Regions from separate parts of the Mus musculus genome. Here region 1 is linked to region 2. A link is a contact called in ENCODE POLR2A ChIA-PET data. All regions are on one chromosome and are shown on one strand. Each heading gives the region's core, a stretch centred on a gene start or an enhancer-like site at or near the end of the contact. The rest is flanking DNA. Distances are from core to core; before and after follow the strand shown.

What was found. ChIA-PET counts read pairs that join two places held with the same protein, here RNA polymerase II (POLR2A).
Region 1: POLR2A ChIA-PET joins it to region 2 with 10 read pairs in Patski. The contact joins the promoter of Smtnl2 here to the promoter of Spns2 in region 2. POLR2A ChIA-PET finds 5 or more read pairs at or near these places in 2 of 5 experiments (Patski and embryonic stem cell).

What each region holds. Positions count from the first base shown.
Region 1 is chr11:72,409,742-72,413,041 of GRCm38, forward strand. Smtnl2 (smoothelin-like 2) reads right to left here and starts at 1,972. Exons shown (of 8, transcript NM_177776.3): 1 at 1,503-1,972. The coding sequence starts at 1,892.
Region 2 is chr11:72,488,082-72,491,421 of GRCm38, forward strand. It overlaps Spns2 (spinster homolog 2), which reads right to left and starts at 1,839. Exons shown (of 13, transcript NM_153060.3): 1 at 1,345-1,839. The coding sequence starts at 1,714.

The DNA of each region.
Region 1 (3,300 bases), core at 722-3,221, 78 kb before region 2:
CCCACATTTGCACATGCTCGAATCCCCACGGGACTCAGATTGTTTTTCTTAAAACTTGAACAGCTGCCTCCACAAGTTACAAATAGACATTAAAACTTCAGCAGCAAATGAAGGCCCAGTCTCTTAGGCACATGTGACACTCCCAGGAACAGTTTTAGACTACGGACATGCAGACTCATAGGACAGAGTCAAGTGTTTCCATATTTCTAGACACTTCGCCTGGAACACCCGGAGTTCTACCCCCATCCCCAAAGCCCAGTTCCTCTGCCTAACTTGGAGGGCCTTCACAACTCAAGCCTCCCTTGTCCACCTGAAGGCTGCACCCTGGCTGGTGAGCACTTTTGGCCACTCCAGGCAGCATGCATCGTGCTGCCATTTGCAACAAGCACAGCACACCCTCCTCAAATCCCCAATGCAAAAGGAGCAGAGTCTGGAGCAAGGCGTCTCTGCTCACCTGTTGCCACTGTTCAAGTCTGGGGTCACCTCCACCCAGGCTGAGACCTCCAGGGGCAAGGACTTATCTGATGTCCTCCTGCTGAGGCCCACAGTAGAGCTAAGGGCCTTGGGAATACACCAAGGCAGGGGGCAGAGGCAGTGTACTAAGACCCTGGCCCTTGAAAAGCACCTCCCACCCCTCCCACTCCTCCAACCCCTCCCACTCCTCTCCCCCATCCCCCACTTCCCTCCCCCCCCACCACCCCCCCACCCCGCCAGCAAATTCCGGGTCAGGATGGAAAATCCCACCTAAGGGCCACTGCACACACCATAGAAACAGTCTAACCAGGCTCTGTCACTCCAGGAGGTCGTGACCAAGTGGTAAAACTGGTCCACACCAGCTTCTGCCCAGAAATCTAGACACAGCTAAAGGCCCGTTCCCCCTCTCCGTTTCCAGTAAAGGGTCTGCCCTCTGCAACATGAGTTCCCAAACAGTTACTGATCAGTCCAGACCAGAGTGCGCTCACATGCGCGCGCGCGCGCGCGCGCGCACACACACACACACACACACACAGAGGCAACTCAGTCGGGGTTAATCTACAACCGGAACGGTCAGGCCTCAGTGAAGCAGCAACACAGTGCGCGTGAACAAAAACGTTGTAGGGGGCAGGTAGAGGACGCTGACCATTCCAACTTGCAGGTGAGGACCCAGACGACAGTGAACTATCAAAGACTGAACCTTGGCGTCCAAACTCTTAAAATTCATGGGTCAGATGGGAGAGGGCAGATCTCAAGGCAAAAACACCACCCGGATCCAAGAAAGAAGTGCAAAGCAGGTGCAGCAGGCCTACTAAAACAATGTTTCTCCTGTCCTTTCCAGCTCTGGAGAGCTTAAATGTAATCCCGGCTACCAAGTCCCAGCGGCAGGTGGAGGTATAGCTCTCTTACTAGAGGACGCTCGCCAGCGCACGCACTCAGAGCTGATGGGCGGCACCAATTTCCCAACCCTACACCCCAGGCACGCTCCTAGTCGCTCACATCCCTCGCGCCGCACCCCCGGGGCTCACCGGGCTTCGACCGGACAGCGAAAAGGTGGCATGACTGGAGAAGCGTGCAGTGCCCAAGCGGGGGGCGCGGTCGGTAACTGTGGCCGCCGGAGGGGGACTGGGCGTGCCGGGTGCAGGGGACACTCCAGTCGCCAAGCCCAGCGCCTCCACCTGGCGCGTCAAGCGTTCGAGCTGTGCCTGCAGCCGCTGGTTGTCCCGCTGCAGCTCGGCCACAGTACGAGCCAAGGGGCCGGCCAGGCGCAGCGCCTCTGCCACGCGCCGCTCCACGCCGCGCTGCAGCCCCTGCATGTCCTCGTGCAGCGCACGCACCGCACCCTCCAGCGCCGCCTCGTAGCGGCCCAGCGCCTCGCGCACTGTGTGCGCCTCCTCGGCGTCGGGGGACGGCTCCATGGCCGAGTGGGGCACACCGATCGGACAGCGGGCAGAACGCGGGAGACGTTGAGAGATCCGCAGCTCCTTGGGACGACTGGCGGGCCGCGGCTGGCTGAGCCCGAGGGGCGGCCGGAGGGGGCGGGAGCAGGGCGGGGCAGACCCCTAGAGCCCCAGGACTGGGCGCTGAGTGAGGAGGCGGGGCCGAGGGGGCGGGACAGCCCATTCCAGGACACCCCGCCCCTGGGGACTGGCCGGGTCGGTGCGGGATGCCTGGCCCCGGAGGCACTTAGTGAAAAGTTCTCCTTCTCTGCTTTGCAGGGATGTGGATCCCTGGGGGAGTAAGGAGTCCCATACACGCTTGACCCCAGGGAGTGGTGTGCGACCCGGTGAAAGATCTGGGAAGAAGACACTCGAAAGGACATTACTCTAGGAACAACAACTAAAAGAGTTATACATTTCCCTGTAGGTCCACTTTGGTTGGACTCTCCCCCCTGTTCAGGGAACCGCAGCAACTGTACACACACACACACACACACACCATAACCGCTCTGACTCACCTTTGTATGCATCTCCGGTCACCACCGGTACCATCCAGTTCGCAAATACTCACTTGTGAGACTTTTTAAAAAAATATTTATTTGACTTTATGTGTGTGAGCCTGCTTGTCTGTATCTACACAGCATGTGTGGTGCCCACATAAATCACAAAGTGGTGTCAGGATCCTCTAGAACTGGAGTTTCCAATAGTTGTGAGCCATCATGTGTGTGCTGGGAGCCGAGTTCTGGGGTTTCTCTGAAAGAGCAAAAAGTGCCCTAAACTGCTAAGCCCACACTTCAGCCCCCCACCTGTGACACTTTTGCCTGGGATTTCTTGCACCAGTTCTGAGATCAGGAAGAGTTATGTAGATGGTAAAATGCCCCTCCTATCCTCCTAGGCCTGCTCTCTGTGTGTGTGTGTGTGTGTGTGTGTGTGTGTGTGTGTGTGTGTGTGTGTTAAAGATGAACAGGAAGGTTGGGACCCAAATCCCAAAATCTTGCTATGAGCAACTTTGGGATCAAAAACTAGGATGTGCACTGCTGCCCCCCTCTTCCCCAAGCTCAGTCAAGAACCTCGATCCACCTGACAACCTTCAAACCTCTTTTTTTCTCCAGCACTCCTCTTATTCCAGAAAGTCCCCTTTCCCAGCCTAGAAACCCCAAACATCACCAAAGAAGGAGGGATGGAGGCAATTGTTGCTCAGGATAACAATATGATAGATGTTGTAAACATTTAAAATAAAGAAAAAACCATCTCATTCATTGTGCTAAAAGGCTTTCCTAACTCGATTTCTCTGGGCCTGGGCTATGGGAGGTGGCTCAAAGCCTGGAGAGGCCTAGTGAGATGATCCATAGGAGCAGGCTCAAAGGCTTGTTCTGGTCATACTGTT
Region 2 (3,340 bases), core at 589-3,088:
GTGGGTGGGTGTACATGCAAGGTGGGAGAGGGGCAGAGTTCTTTCCTTCCACTTGACACAAAACTATCCAAGATAGGAAAAGACTAAGGCCCCCAAAAGAACACCCAAGTACCCAGGTGGCATGTGGTTGTGTGGTTTATGTCAGGGCTCTCTTTTCCCAATCATCCCTGAGTTTTCTTTAGTGAGGCACAAAATATCCAAATCATCTCTCTTCCCCTTTCCTCTCCCCTCTTTCATATTAGGTTGTGGGATAGAATGTTGGGTCCCCCCCACCACACACACACACAACTGCACTCCTCCACCGGGAGCCCCGGAGACCAGCCTAACCAGTGTTTCTTTTCAAAGCTACATTATCCTCAGGCAGGGCCAGCTCTAGGACAGGTCCCTACGTCTTGACCCCTGTGAAGACAGGGAGAGACGCCAGCAGAATAGAATCCCAGAGTCACATCCACACTAAGAGGCCCAGGGATCAATCAATTCACAAACGGAAACAGACCTAAACACAAGCTGAAACTGGCCCAAGGTCACACACACATTAAGCACATTCAGGATAGAAACCCAGTTGTATCCATTTCAGTCTCAAACCTGGGGTTGAGTCGCAGAGATGCTCAAGGAGCATGAGGCTGCCTCTCTTTAGACCAACCCCCCCAGCCCCCGCCCCCAGGCCTATGCCCTGCTCCAGGCTCCAAGCGCCATGGAGCAGAAGGAGGCGTCTCCAGGCCTCAAGCCAGGGCCAGCTGCAAACCGCATCCTGGGTCCCCAGGCGGCACGGACCCGCCCCGCCCCTCCCTCGGCTCCCCGCAGGCCCGAGCCTTTGTCAGCCACGCGCTTACAAGCTCACACACACATATCCGCGCTGCCACGCGCGCGCACACTCCGGCTGCCTGGCGCACACCCGCAAGAGGCGCACACACTGGCCGCACGCATGCAGGGGGGTGGCTGAGACCGAGGAAAGAAGGAACAGACGGGCCGTGCAAGCACAGACGGCCTGGACTAAGGGAAAAGGAGGAGAGGCCGGGGAACCTGCGGCTGTGGAGGAAGGGGGCGCACAGGCGATAAGGCAAGAGAGACGCAGAGGAGACTCTGGGAGGACAACGGATGAGCCGTCAAGGGCTTGGCGAAGGCTCACAAGCTGCTCCAGGGGTGGAAACTCCACCAATCCCTAACACGGGGAGCGTGGGGTGCTTTGGATTGGACCCATGGAACGCCAAAGCATCGCTTGAACAGAGGGTCCTTAGGGACTCTCCAGAGGGCTTGGATCTAGGGAGCTGGCAACCAAAAGCTCCCTAGGGCATCTGGGATGGAAGGGCCCTGGTCCTCGGGCTAGATGGGGCATTTGCTCACCTGCCACAGTGTACCTGTCCAGGTAGTTGAGCACGTTGCCTAAACTCAGGATGGCAGCAGCTGCCCCCCGCCCTCGGCCTAAGCTGGCCGGTTTGGGCTGCGGCGCGCTGGGGCCCTTGGCAGCTGCTGCGCAGCCAGGGGTGCTGGGGATGCTGGGGAGTCCGGACGGGACCCGCCTCACGCTGCCGGACAACGTCTGCACCTCTTCGTCGGCGGACACGACTCCAGCGCCCCCAACACCCCGCGCCCCGCAGCAAGCGCTACCTCCAGCCCCTGGCTGCGCCCCCCGGCGCCGGCGCCGCCGCTCGGCGTCCGCCTCCTCCTCCTCCGCGCCGCCCGCCGCCGCCGAGGCGCATTCCAGGCACATCATGCCGGCCCGGGCCGGGGCGGCGGGGGGCGCGGGGGGCTCGGGGGACGCGAGGCCCAGCCCGGGCCCGCTCAGTGCGTGCGCGCGCCGCGGAGCCGCCGCTGCACCATCCCGGCCCGGCCCGTCCGCTTCTGCGCTCGGGCTCCAGCCCTGGCTGCGCCGCTGCTACTGTTCAGTCAGTGAGACGCGCGGCCCCGGCGGCTCTGACAGCTGCGGCCGGCCCCGCCCACCAAGCTCGTGTGCCCAATCACCTCCGGGCTCAAGCCACAGCCCCGCCCCGCACGTGCTGCCCCGGGGGGTGCGGGGGCGCCTGGCCGCACAGCCCCACCCGCCTGACGGGGGCGCAAGTCACGCAGTAGCGCTGCGGCCACGGAACCCTCGGGGATCAGGAAGCGATTGCGGGGAGCTGCAGCACCGATTAGGATTTAGGTGAGGGAAGAAGGGTACCCCAGACCCTACTCAACTTCCACCCTGCCCCTGCGATGGGAGAGGACCCCTGGCTGAGGCCGAGGAAGGCCCATGGCTTAAGCTACGCATTAAAAAAAAAAAGTCTCAGATGGTCAAAACTGGGGAACCTGTTGTAGAGCTGACTCCAACAGTTACTCACCTTAATTCAGTCTGTTTAGGCAGCGCTGCCTAAGAAACATGATTGGTGGACCCAGGACACAGACCTCATGAAGGTCCATTGCTCTCCTCTATAGAGAAGCACCTCCATGCTATGACCTGGGCTCACTCTGACCATATCTCTACCCCCCATAGAGTGGAGCTTGTGAGAACCAGGGCTCGGATTAGAGCCCAAAAGAACCAGGAGGGCCTCCTCAATGCCAGGCAGGGTGTCCTACACCTGTAACCCCAGCGTTTGGGAGGCTGAGTCAGGAGAGATCCAATCTCAGACAAACGAGAAGGAGAGGGGATGGAGCAGAAAAAGCCTTTGAGGGGGGTACCATCTCCCCAAAACCCTTAGTGAAAGTTGGAAAGCTGGATCCTAGCCTATATCTGCTCTTGCGTGTGGCTTAACATTGGACGAAACCTCTATCTTTCTGGGTCTTTGTTTCTATTGGGGGAATATAGTCCAGGTAGTTGAGCACGTTGGGGGGGGGGGGGTTGTCAGTTCTGGAGAATGGCTAGGTAGCTTCTGTGTAAAGAACAGTCTTCTCTTGTAAGTCCATCATTTGGGAGGCAGAGGCAGGTGAAACTCCGAGGTTCCAGGCCAGCGAGTCCAGGCCAACACGTCTCTAAATAAATAAATATGTAAAAGGAAAGAAAGAAGTTAAAACCCAGTATAGCATGTTCTCCCTAGTATGTGCCAAACCCTTGGTTCAAATGAGAGAGTCAGGGGAGACTTAATTCAGCCCCTCAGATATCCAGTGGTTTCTGTCTGTTTCACAGACAGACTTCAGGTCACCAAGGTGACCCGTCATAAACAGACAACTAGTCAATGGTCTGGTTGGTACGAAGCCAGGGCCCTGAAATCATCTTGCTAGTGCAGGCTGCTCCAGAGCCCACGTCCACAACAGGAACATCTTGTGAAGGTGTCAACCACAGTGAGTCATGGCATAGCCAACGGATGACAAAGCATAAGGCACTCAAGCACACACACACACACATACACACACACACACACACACA